3 separate regions of the Homo sapiens genome follow, and all the other regions are linked to region 1. A link is a contact called in ENCODE Hi-C or POLR2A ChIA-PET data. All regions are on one chromosome and are shown on one strand. Each heading gives the region's core, a stretch centred on a gene start or an enhancer-like site at or near the end of the contact. The rest is flanking DNA. Distances are from core to core; before and after follow the strand shown.

Region 1 (3,589 bases), core at 975-3,474:
GAGGCGGAGGTTGCAGTGAGCCGAGATTGTGCCACTGCACTCCAACCTGGGGGACAGAGAGAAACTCCGTCTCAAAAAAAAAAAAAAAAAGAGATTTAATCCTAGGGCCACCCAATGAGGAGATAGGAGGGAACCTCAAATCCATTTCCAGGAGGAGGAGTTTGGGGCCATATAAATGTATATATACAAATATATATATTTTTTTAAGATGGAGTCAGCCGGCCGTGGTGGCTCACGCCTCTAATCCCAGTACTTTGGGAGGCCGAGGCCAGCGGATCACAAGGTCAGGAGATTGAGACCATCCTAGCTAACACGGTGAAACCCCATCTCTACTAAAAATACAAAAAAAAATTAGCCAGGCGTGGTGGGGGGTGCTCATAGTCCCAGCTACTCAGGAGGCTGAGGCAGGAGAATAGCATGAACCTGGGAGCTGGAGCTTGCAGGTTGGAGTGCAATGGCATGATCTCAGCTCACTGCAACCTCCGCCTCCTGGGTTCAAGCGATTCTCCTGCCTCAGGCTCCCGAGCAGCTGGGATTACAGGCATGTGCCACCACGACCGGTTAATTTCTGAAATTTTTTAGTAGAGACAGGGTTTCATCATGTTGGTCAGGCTGGTCTCGAACTCCTGACCTCAGGTGATCCGCCCGCCTTGGCCTCCCAAAGTGCTGGGATTACAGGCGTGAGCCACTGCACCTGGCCAGGGGCTAGAGTTTTAATTTTTAAGGATTTTGGAGTGGGCTGAAGTGTGGAGGTCATTGCTTGGTGAAAGAGTGCAGGAGGTGAAGTCACAGACAGTAAGAAACTGTATTCTCATGCAGATTCCGTTCCTCTGTGGGGTCTTCACACTGGTGGGTGTCATTGGTTAAGGATTTCAAAAACATCTTAAGAAATTCTTCTAAAAAGTCTTATGATTCTAAGGTCGGAAATCACATCTATAGCAAATGGTCGGTATCAGGTGCTACAAGCAACTTGCGGTCACAAGGAAGTGGGTCAAAGTGCAGCCTGATTAGTGCTTAATTATAACTAAGTTTCTGTCCAGAATTCTTTTTTTTTGAGACAGAGTTTTGCTCTTGTTGATCAGGCGGAAGTGCAATGGTGAAAACTTGGCTCACTGCAACCTCCGCCCTCTGGGTTCAAGCGATTCTCTTGCTTCAGCCTCTCGAGTAGCTGGGATTACAGGCATGTAATCCCACCACCAAGCCCAGCTAATTTTGTATATTTAGTAGAGACAGGGTTTCTCCATGTTGGTCAGGCTAGTCTAGAACTCTTGACGTCAGATGATCCACGTGCCTCGGCCTCCCAAAGTGCTGGGATTACAGGCGAGAGCCACCGTGCCCGGCGCAGAATTCTTTTTTTTAGAGATGAGGTATTGCCATCTTGCCCAGACTTGTCTCGAACTCCTGGGCTCAAACAATCCACCCACCTCGGCCTCCCAAAGTGCTGAGATTACTGACATAAGCCACCATGCCTGGCCCCCAGAATTATGAATCCTGTGAGGATGGCTTCAAGGTGAGCGCTGAGCCAGACAAAAGGATGGGGTTTGGGAGCACCCTGCTTAGACTGGAAAGATAATGTTGGAGAAGACTTCCTGGAAGAGGGGCTTTTTGCGTAGAGTTTTGAAGAATGAGTAGGAGTTCTCCAGAGGAGGATGAGTAACTGCAATAACACCCAGTTTATCAAGTGCCTCCTATGTGTCTGGCCCTGTGCTTTACCCCTCATTTGACCACCTCTCCAGTGAGAGTCTCAGTCCTTTTTTTCCTGGTGAGGAAACAGGCATGGCAGAGAGGCATGACACATCAAGGTTGCCCTTCCTGGCTCCATCTAGCCCGTTCTCCTCTGCTTCCTTTGTTTTTCACCATCTTTAGCCTTTGACCCCAACCAAAAAGAGAAGAGAGGAAATCCCATGGGCATAGACAGCCACCTCTTAAACTCTTGTCTGGAATTTTTCACATAGTAACAATGTCTTTTTTTCCTCCAAAAAGACTCCCAGGCTGGAATGGTGTCCTCATATCGAGGAAGAGGATACTGAGGCCCAGAAATGTGCCCTAGCTTTACTAGGAGCGCCCCCACCTAAAGATCCTCCCCCTAAATACACCCCCAGACCCCGCCCAGCTGTGGTCATTGGAGTGTTTACTCTGCAGGCAGGGGGAGGAGGGCGGGACTGAGCAGGCGGAGACGGACAAAGTCCGGGGACTATAAAGGCCGGTCCGGCAGCATCTGGTCAGTCCCAGCTCAGAGCCGCAACCTGCACAGCCATGCCCGGGCAAGAACTCAGGACGGTGAATGGCTCTCAGATGCTCCTGGTGTTGCTGGTGCTCTCGTGGCTGCCGCATGGGGGCGCCCTGTCTCTGGCCGAGGCGAGCCGCGCAAGTTTCCCGGGACCCTCAGAGTTGCACTCCGAAGACTCCAGATTCCGAGAGTTGCGGAAACGCTACGAGGACCTGCTAACCAGGCTGCGGGCCAACCAGAGCTGGGAAGATTCGAACACCGACCTCGTCCCGGCCCCTGCAGTCCGGATACTCACGCCAGAAGGTAAGTGAAATCTTAGAGATCCCCTCCCACCCCCCAAGCAGCCCCCATATCTAATCAGGGATTCCTCATCTTGAAAAGCCCAGACCTACCTTTGAGCCTCAGTTGCCCCATCTGTGCCCTGGGTAGGAATATCCTGGATCCCCTTGGGTCTGATGGGGTAGCCGATGCCTGATTTGCACCCACAACGTGGGAGGTTATAACCTGTCCCCAAGTTGCAAATGGGGAAACTGAGGTACAGGGATGCCAGGGACCCTCCTGAATGTGCACAGCACCTGGGAAACCCGGGGACGGGGTCGGGCGTGCGGTGTGGGCATGGTCCCTGACCTGGGCTGGGGCCAGGATCCAAGAGAAACAATGGGGGTGTGGTGCATGGATAGAAGTTTGTGATGGGCAGAGCCAGCTGGAGCTGGTTCTGAATCTGATGAAATCGCTTGTCAAGGCACTGCTAAAGTCACATGCAACGAGCGACTTGTTAGGGGAGGAGGAGAGTATTTTCCCCATCTCTGTGCCCTCCATGGAGGCTCCAGGGGTGCAGGGCACTGGATGAGGTCTGGGCTGTGGTGGGACCCAGGAGGGGGCAGGCAGAGGGGCACACTCTTAGCCCGCCCTAAACCCATCTGTGCCGTGTGACTCCGGCAAACCTCTCACCCTTGCTAAGCCTAGCAACTAGGTTAAGGCACCCTCAAACCCCAGTCTCCCCAGTCTCCCTAACACTTGTACCAGCCTGAGGGGCTGTGATTCCTAGAGGCTCAGTAGTCTGGAATGTGATGGGTTTGGCACTCTTCATTTCTCGGGATTACACCTGTAATCCCAGCACTTTAGGAGGCCAAGGTGGGAGCATCGCTTTAGGCCAGAACATTGCAGCCTGGGCAGTATAGCGAGAATCCATCTCTACCAAAAATGTTTAAAAAAAATTAGCCAGACATGATGGTGTGTGCCTGTAGTCTCAGTTATTCAGGAGGCTGAGGCGGGAGGAGCACTTGAATCCAGGAGATTGAGGCTGCACTGAGCCATGAGTGCCCCACTGCACTCCAGCCTGGGTAACAGCAAGACCAT
Region 2 (3,913 bases), core at 1,235-3,734, 190 kb after region 1:
GGAAAAGTACACCTAGCTGTGGCTTCTTCAGTCCTTAAGCCAAGCAACCCAAAAGGAGGGCAAGTGCTGGATGTGGGGCTGGGGGCCCTGCTGGAGGGAGGTGCAGACAATCAGGCACTACAGGGCTAGAAAGAGATGTGGCCCTTTTTTGGAACCCCCCCTGGTGGGAGCTATAACAACCCAAGTTCCCGTCACCAGCTAGGTCTTCCCTCACGCTGCTGTCACTGCTCACAATACTAGTGTTCCCATCCTCATTTCATAATTCCTTCTCCAGATCTCAGCCTTCCTCCAGATAGGGGAGCCACACTAGATCCATTCCCCATCAGACACACTCCCAGGGTTACCTCATCTTCTGAGTACTTAGAAATTATGTTGTTATGACCGGGCTTGGTGGCTCATGCCTGTAATCCCAGCACTTTGGGAGGCCGAGGTGGGTGGATCACCTGAGGTCAGGAGTTCGAGACCAGCCTGGCCAACATGGTGAAACCCCATCTCTACCAAAAATATAAAAATTAGCTGGGTGTGGTGGTGTACACCTGTAATCCCAGCTACTTGGGAGGCTGAGGCAGAATTGCTTGAATCCAGGAGGCAGAGGTTGCAGTGAGCCAAGATCGCACCACTGCACTCTAGCCTGGGCAAAAAGACCAAAACTGTTGTCTCAAAAAAGAAAAGGAAATTAGGTTCTTAAAGGCATCTTCCCAGACGTGAGAGTGTCTGCTTTTGCCTGGTATAGTAGTGCCTGCAAATGTTCAAGGAAATAAACAGGTACCCCTGTTAAGCCTATAGGTAACTTCTCATTGCTCCCCATCTTCTCTGTACTCAGCACTTTTTTTTTTTGTTTTGTTTTTGAGACAGCACCTCTCTGTTGCCCAGGCTGGAGTGCAGTGGCTGAATCATGGGTCACTGCAATCTCAAACCTATGGGTTCAGGCAATCCTCCTGCCTCCGAAGTAGCTGGGACTGCAGGTGCGCACCACCACACCTGGATAGTTCAAAATAAAACTTTTTTTTGTAGAGACAGGGTCTCACTATGTCTTCCAGGCTGGTCGTGAATTCCTGACCTCAAGTAATCCTCCCTCTTTGACCTTCCAAAGTGCTGGGATTACAAGTGTGAACCACTGCACCCGCCGTGGCACTTTTTTTTTTTTTTTTTTTTTTTGAGATGGAGTCTCACTCTGTCACCCAGGCTGGGTGCAGTGGCGTGAACTCAGCTCACTGCAACCTCCACCTCCCGGATTCAAGCGATTCTCCTGCCTCAGCCTCCTGAGTAGCTGGGATTACAGGCACCCGCCACCACACCTGAAAAATTTTTGTAATTTTTTTTTTCTTTTTTGAGACGGAGTTTTGCTCTTGTTGCCCAGGCTGTAGTGCAATGGCACTCTCTCGGCTAATTGCAACCTCTGCCTCCCGGGTTCAAGCGATTCTCCTGCCTCAGCCTCCTGAGTAGCTGGGATTACAGGCATGCGCCACCACGCCCAGCTAATTTTGTATTTTTAGTAGAGATGCGGTTTCTCCATGTTGGTCAGGCTCGTCTCGAACTCCCGACCTCAGGTGATCCGCACATCTCGGCCTCCCAAAGTGCAGGCGTGAGTCACCGGACCCAGGTCCCGCCCTGGCACTTTTTAACCACCCACAAATCTGGATCCTACACTGAAAAGAGACACTGCAGTGGCTCACGTCTGTAATCCCAGCACTTTGGGAGGCCAAGGCGGGCGGATCACCTGAGGTCGCGAGTTTGAGACCAGCCTGACCAACATGGAGAAACCCCGTCTCTACTAAAAATACAAAAGTGGCCAGGCATGGTGTCGCACACTTGTAATCGCAGCTACTCGGGAGGCTGAGGCAGGAGAATTGCTTGAACCCAGGAGGCGGAGGTTGCGGTGAGCCGAGATCGCGCCATTGCACTACAGCCTGGGCAACGAGAGCGAAACTCCGTCTCAAAAAAAAAAAAAAAAAAAATCCTGAGTCCCGCTTGACACCTTTTGTCAGGCACCACCACCTTTCTGGGCGAATGCGGTAGTACCGTCTGCTCTCCCTGCTGCTGTCCTGAAATCCATTCAGGCACAGCGGCCGAGAGCTTTATAATAACCGATTCCAGGTGTTAGGTGCTTTCCCAGCCCCGACTCCTGCGTCCTGGACCCGCAGTCCTCTGCTTAATACCTTTGCTTTATTAGAAAACATTCTCCTCTACTCCGTTCAGCTATTCGCTGAGGGCCCGCCAACCGCCAGCGGTTGTCAGTGGCCTAGAGGCAGCGGACGCAAACACGGGGAGAGGTGCAATCGTCTCAAGTGACTCGGCGGGCGGGGCCCACAACCGGAAGCGGGTGGGCGACCTTCACCCACGTGCGCTGCGGCTTCGTTCGCCAGCATCCAAGATGGCGGCAGGGCGGGGCCCAAGGCGCGGCGCGAATTGTGACGCAGGCGTCCGGCGTGCTCCGTGCGCAAGCGCTTTCGGCGGCGATTAGGTGGTTTCCGGTTCCGCTATCTTCTTTTTCTTCAGCGAGGCGGCCGAGCTGGTTGGTGGCGGCGGTCGTGCGGGTTCGCGCCGGGCCGAGAGCGGGTTGGGGGCTGCGGGAGGCTGCAGGGGCCTGGGCGGCAGAAGAGGCGGCCCTGAGCTGGCTCATGCGGGCCAGTCTCGGCAGGGTGGCTGGGCAGGGCTCGCGAGGCCACGGCTCGGAGCCCAGACCGGGGCCCAGGAGGCGAGCGCCGTTTTGGAGAGGAGCCTGCCTGCTCTGCCTGCCAGCGTGACCCCACGAGGCCTCGGGCGGGAAGAGGTCCTCGGGGCAGATCCGAGTTAATGAGAGAGGGGTATTGAGCGTGTAGCGTTAACTCTGCCAGTCACTGCGTCAGTCGCTTTGGAAATACTAAATTTCTCGAGCTGAGTCTTCATACCTGGCTCCATTACTACGTCTGTAAGGAGGAGCTGGTGGTAGTGTCTGCTTTTTAGACTTTTCTTTAGACTATTTGTATTTTTTTCAGATGGAGTCTTGCTCTGTCGCCTAAGCTGGAGTTCAGTGGTGCGGTCTCGGCTCACTGCAATCTCCACCTCCCGGGCTCGAGCGATTCTTCTGCCTCAGCCTCCCGAGTAGCTGGGATTATAGGCGCCTGCCACCACGCCCAGTTGATTTTTGTAGTTTTAGTAGAGACGGAGTTTCACCATGTTAGCCAGGCTCATCTTGAACTCTTGACCTCAAATGATCCGTCTGCCTCGGCCTTCCAAAGTGCTGGGATTACAGGCATGAGCCCCTGCGCCCGGTCGATTCTTTGTCTTTTTAAGTCAACTTTTATATGTGAACAATGCTTGGCAGGTGGTTGGTAGATACTAAGTGATGTTCGTGGTTTGGGGTCAAGGCAAGAAGTGGGGTCTGGAGAGTTTTGGTGTAATTGAGAAGGAAGCTAAGAGTGTTGGGTGCTCCAGCTTGGAGTTAGAGAGGAGAGAGGCTGCGACAGGAAGGCATGTGTGTTGTAGGGGATGGCTTCCCATCCAGGCTGGCAGCAGGAGCAGCCTGTGCAGATCAGGACCTGGCTGCCGTGGAAGAGGGTGGGACCGCCTTCAGGGAAGATGGATCTAGCAAGATGATGCCAAAGGGTACTTATTCCATCAGGAGATACTGACGAGTCCTTCCGCCGCTAAACCTAAGGAGAATAACCACAGTCTGTGTTCCTGAAGAGCACCCGTGCGGTCAGGAGGGTGGAGGACATGTGGTCTTTAGTTCCAGGACATGTTTAGACTACAGGCCAGGGTGTGTGAGAAGCCTAGCAGGGCCAGGCTTGGAGGAGTGAAAGGAAGACAGGTACTGGGGCAGGACCAGTTGGACTTGGTGCAGGCAAAGGGATAGCAACTGTGGTGTAGGCACCTGAGCTTGTGCTACTCAGGCATGCATTGCTCACCAGTCTATCCTGCCTCCCTTCCT
Region 3 (3,511 bases), core at 803-3,302, 210 kb before region 1:
TCCACACCCCCACTGCGACGTCATTGTCCCTTCAGCCCTCCCCAACCCTGGGGCCTCACTGTCCTTGTCTGTTTTGTACAGCCACCTCTCAAGGCCCAACAAGGCTGAACCTGGGGCAAGTGCAGAAAGAAACCTCCACTCTGACCCAGTCTACTGCTGGGACCTTGGGACAGGACCTGCCTCCCTTAGCCTCAGAGCCCCCTAGCCTTGCCAGGCACTGTCCCTGCCATGTGTCCTGTCTGGAGATAACCCATAAATAACTCCAGCCCAGATTGTGCCTCTCACTGCATAGGTGCTCACAGGAGAAAGGTTGCCATCTTTATGATCCCAGCTATGCTGAGCTGGGGGTGGAAGAGAATATCCCGTGTGGTCTCTAAAAACACTCAACCACTGGCTGTGTGTCCTTGGCAAAATAGCCTTCCCTCTCTGATCAGCCATTTATTTGTTACCAGCTGGAGTCAGTAGCACCTACCCCCAGCCCCAACTGGATGCTTCTGAGGGTTCAATGATAAAATGGGTTGTAGGCCCACTCTATGCCTGGCACCAAGCCAGAGAGCAATACATTGTAGGGTTACATTTATGATTTCTTCCAATAGGGCTGGTGCCTGGTAACTACTGGAAAAATTGTAGCAATTATATTTATGGTTATTTCTTCAATCCCACCCGGCATAGGGTAAGCACCAAAGTTGGGGTGGTGAGTCTTGGGGAGCCTTTGCCAACGGTTTGGTCGTCTGAGGGATGGGCTCGGGGACCATCCAGCCACTGGGACTTCAGAGAAGCTCCGGCTCCCAAACCAGCTACTGTGTGTGTGGCCAGGGTCTTCCCCACAACTAGAGGGGGGCACAGCTGGGGACTCAGGTATATCTTCCAGCTGGGTGTGGGACATTTTCTTCCCTAGGATCCGATGTGTCTTGCCCTGAATGTAAGGCCTGGCAGGGTTGGAATGTCTCAGTTATTCCCCCAACACTCCAGCCTCCATCTGGGCCTTTTTTCCAGGCTATTCTCTCTGCCTTCACTGTTGGGGCCACTGTCCTGTGTAGGCACCAAGGCCTGACCATGCCATCCAGAAGCCCCAGCCTGGGACAACTCTCCCCCACCTGCCTCTGAGCCCTCCATGGTGACTCTTGTTCCCCAAACCTTATCCTTCTCCCCATTACACAGAAGGGAAAGCTGAGGCTCTGTCACTCAAATCCAAAGCCAGGTGGACTCCAAGCCACCCCACCCCTATCCCAGACAGCACAGGCTGCCTCTCTCCCCCATGGGCGTCCCTTGAAGGCCAGGTTGCCCCCCACCCCCCACAAGCCTTGAACGATGAAAAGAAGGAAGGCCAGTTCTCTTCACCCCAAGCCAGAAGTGGGGCTGGGTGGGTACCCTAGAGAAATGACACGCCACTCCCTGCGCCAGCTTCTGCTTTCCGGCGTGGCTGTGGTCAAGCCTGAGTCAGTCCCACGGGACCACGGTGAGGGGTCTGGAGCGTCGGGGTCAGGAGTTTGAGGGGGGAAGGGTTGAGGGGCAGGATGTGGGGGTTGGGTGTGAGGGAGGTCACGGGCGAGACTGGAGGGAGGAGACCTGGCCACACAGGCCTTGCCCACTCTCGGGGGCCTGAATATTTCAGTTACTCCCCCAAAACCCCGGCCTCCATCCCATCCCCAGCCTCCATCCGACGTCACCCCTGTTAGGTCACAGGCCCACTCTGAGAGTGGGTCTCGGGCCTCAAGTCCCCTAGCCGCCCCTAGAAGGTCTAGGGGTGCGTGGAGACACCACCATTCCTCTCAGCCTGTGTCTGTCTCAAAGGCCCCACCTCACCTCCCCTAAAGGTAGTCTTGCGCCAGGGCTCACGTGCCTGGGCAGGGCTGATTGCCAAGGGGCCCAATGGCCTCGTGACTGGGGACCCAGCACCTGGCAGGGGTGGGGGTGGGACACTCAGAGGAAGGAGTGGAGGAGGGAGAGACGCTGGCCCGGGACCCGAGGGGCGTGGGCATCGGGAGGCGGGCCCGGGTTAGGGGCGGGACCGCCGCCTGGTTAAAGGCGCTTATTTCCCAGGCAGCCGCTGCAGTCGCCACACCTTTGCCCCTGCTGCGATGACCCTGTCGCCACTTCTGCTGTTCCTGCCACCGCTGCTGCTGCTGCTGGACGTCCCCACGGCGGCGGTGCAGGCGTCCCCTCTGCAAGCGTTAGACTTCTTTGGGAATGGGCCACCAGTTAACTACAAGGTAGGGACGGCGACAGGGCGGGCAGGCTGGAGGGAACAGGCGCCCTGTCGGGGCACGCGGCTCCTTCTTTCTCCCCAGACTTCACAGGGGAAGACCAGGGCCCCGAGGGGACGCTGTCCCTGCCGGGTTCCTGGAAAAACCCTGTTCAGTTCCCGGCGCTGCGGCCACACTCCCTCCGTGCCGTTTCGCTTTCGCATCCCGCATCTGAGAGGCGCAGCTGCCTCCACCCGCCTAGTCCCGCCCAAGGGTTCAATGAGCGCCTACTGTGTACTTTTGGGGCAGGAGCTGGGGTCTCCTTTTGTGGCCCAGGGCACAAGTTCAGCAGCTGGCCAAGGGCCGCCGGCATGCATTCTTGCTGCTACCCTTGATGCATTCATTCCAGCCAGGGCAGGGCTCGCGTGTCTTTGGGACCTATTAGGCAGATGCCCTAGAGGCTGAGCGACTTGCTCACCGCTCCAGCGACATGGGCCACCCGCCACCCCTCAGCTGAAGCCGGAAGTCAGCACCTATTAGGTGCCGCCTCTATTCAGTCGGACTTGGAAAGGGTTCACGTGGATCCCTTGCTCAGCTCAGAGGCAAGGTCTCCAGGTGAAGTGACAAGAAATGAGCATGGGCCAAGGCCGGAGGCGGTGGCTCATGCCTGTAATCCCAACACTTTGGAAGTCTGAGGCAGGCAGATCACGAGGTCAGGAGTTCGAGACCATTCTGGCCTACATGGAGAAACCCTGTCTCTACTAAAAATACAAAAATTAGCTGGGTGTGGTGGCATGTGCCTATAATCCCAGCTACTCAGGAGGCTGAGGCAGGACAATTGCTTGAACCAGGGAGTCGGGTGTTGCAGTGAGCCGAGATCGTGCCGCAGCACACCAGCCTAGCGACAGTGAGACTCCATCTCAAAAAAAAAAAAAAAAGTCTCAAAGTCAAGATTCCACCTGGCAAGTTCTGGAAGGCGTGCAAGATGAATTGCGTATCACAGCCCCCTTTCTACAAGACTACCAAGTGGGGTTGAGAGAAGTGGGGAACTGCCCAGGGCTACACCTGCCTCCCACGCCTTCCTAATCCACAGACAGGCAATCTATACCTGCGGGGGCCCCTGAAGAAGTCCAATGCACCGCTTGTCAATGTGACCCTCTACTATGAAGCACTGTGCGGTGGCTGCCGAGCCTTCCTGATCCGGGAGCTCTTCCCAACATGGCTGTTGGTCATGGAGATCCTCAATGTCACGCTGGTGCCCTACGGAAACGCACAGGTGTGTGGGCGCTGGGGAAACTGAGGCACGTGGGCAGGGGAGCAGGGGA

The links. A loop is a pair of places that touch in the nucleus more often than their neighbours do. ChIA-PET counts read pairs that join two places held with the same protein, here RNA polymerase II (POLR2A). Pooled maps may share reads with other maps.
Region 2: a loop to region 1 is called in a pooled map, with 4 times the contacts of the local background. The contact joins the promoter of UBA52 here to the promoter of GDF15 in region 1. A Hi-C loop is called at or near these places in 2 of 50 pooled maps. POLR2A ChIA-PET finds 5 or more read pairs at or near these places in 5 of 52 experiments (AG04450, HEK293, HepG2 and 2 more).
Region 3: a pooled map shows a loop between it and region 1 (2.9-fold over the local background). The contact joins the promoter of IFI30 here to the promoter of GDF15 in region 1. A Hi-C loop is called at or near these places in 1 of 168 maps with a recorded cell type or tissue (CD14-positive monocyte), 1 of 37 single-sample maps with no recorded cell type and 6 of 50 pooled maps. POLR2A ChIA-PET finds 5 or more read pairs at or near these places in 4 of 52 experiments (A549, B cell, GM12878 and 1 more).

Annotation. Positions count from the first base shown.
Region 1 is chr19:18,383,934-18,387,522 of GRCh38, forward strand. It overlaps GDF15 (growth differentiation factor 15), which reads left to right and starts at 2,225. Exons shown (of 2, transcript NM_004864.4): 1 at 2,225-2,533. The coding sequence starts at 2,257. It overlaps MIR3189 (microRNA 3189), which reads left to right and starts at 2,629; the gene lies at 2,629-2,701. RefSeq lists enhancers at 1,769-2,591, 2,180-2,349.
Region 2 is chr19:18,569,373-18,573,285 of GRCh38, forward strand. UBA52 (ubiquitin A-52 residue ribosomal protein fusion product 1) reads left to right here and starts at 2,485. Exons shown (of 5, transcript NM_001033930.3): 1 at 2,485-2,537. KXD1 (KxDL motif containing 1) reads left to right here. Exons shown (of 5, transcript NM_024069.4): 5 at 1-6. RefSeq lists enhancers at 1,819-2,495, 1,866-1,985, 2,196-2,535, 3,174-3,850.
Region 3 is chr19:18,171,761-18,175,271 of GRCh38, forward strand. It overlaps IFI30 (IFI30 lysosomal thiol reductase), which reads left to right and starts at 2,053. Exons shown (of 7, transcript NM_006332.5): 1 at 2,053-2,213; 2 at 3,280-3,462. The coding sequence starts at 2,082. RefSeq lists a silencer at 1,798-2,107 and enhancers at 2,418-2,487, 2,615-3,280.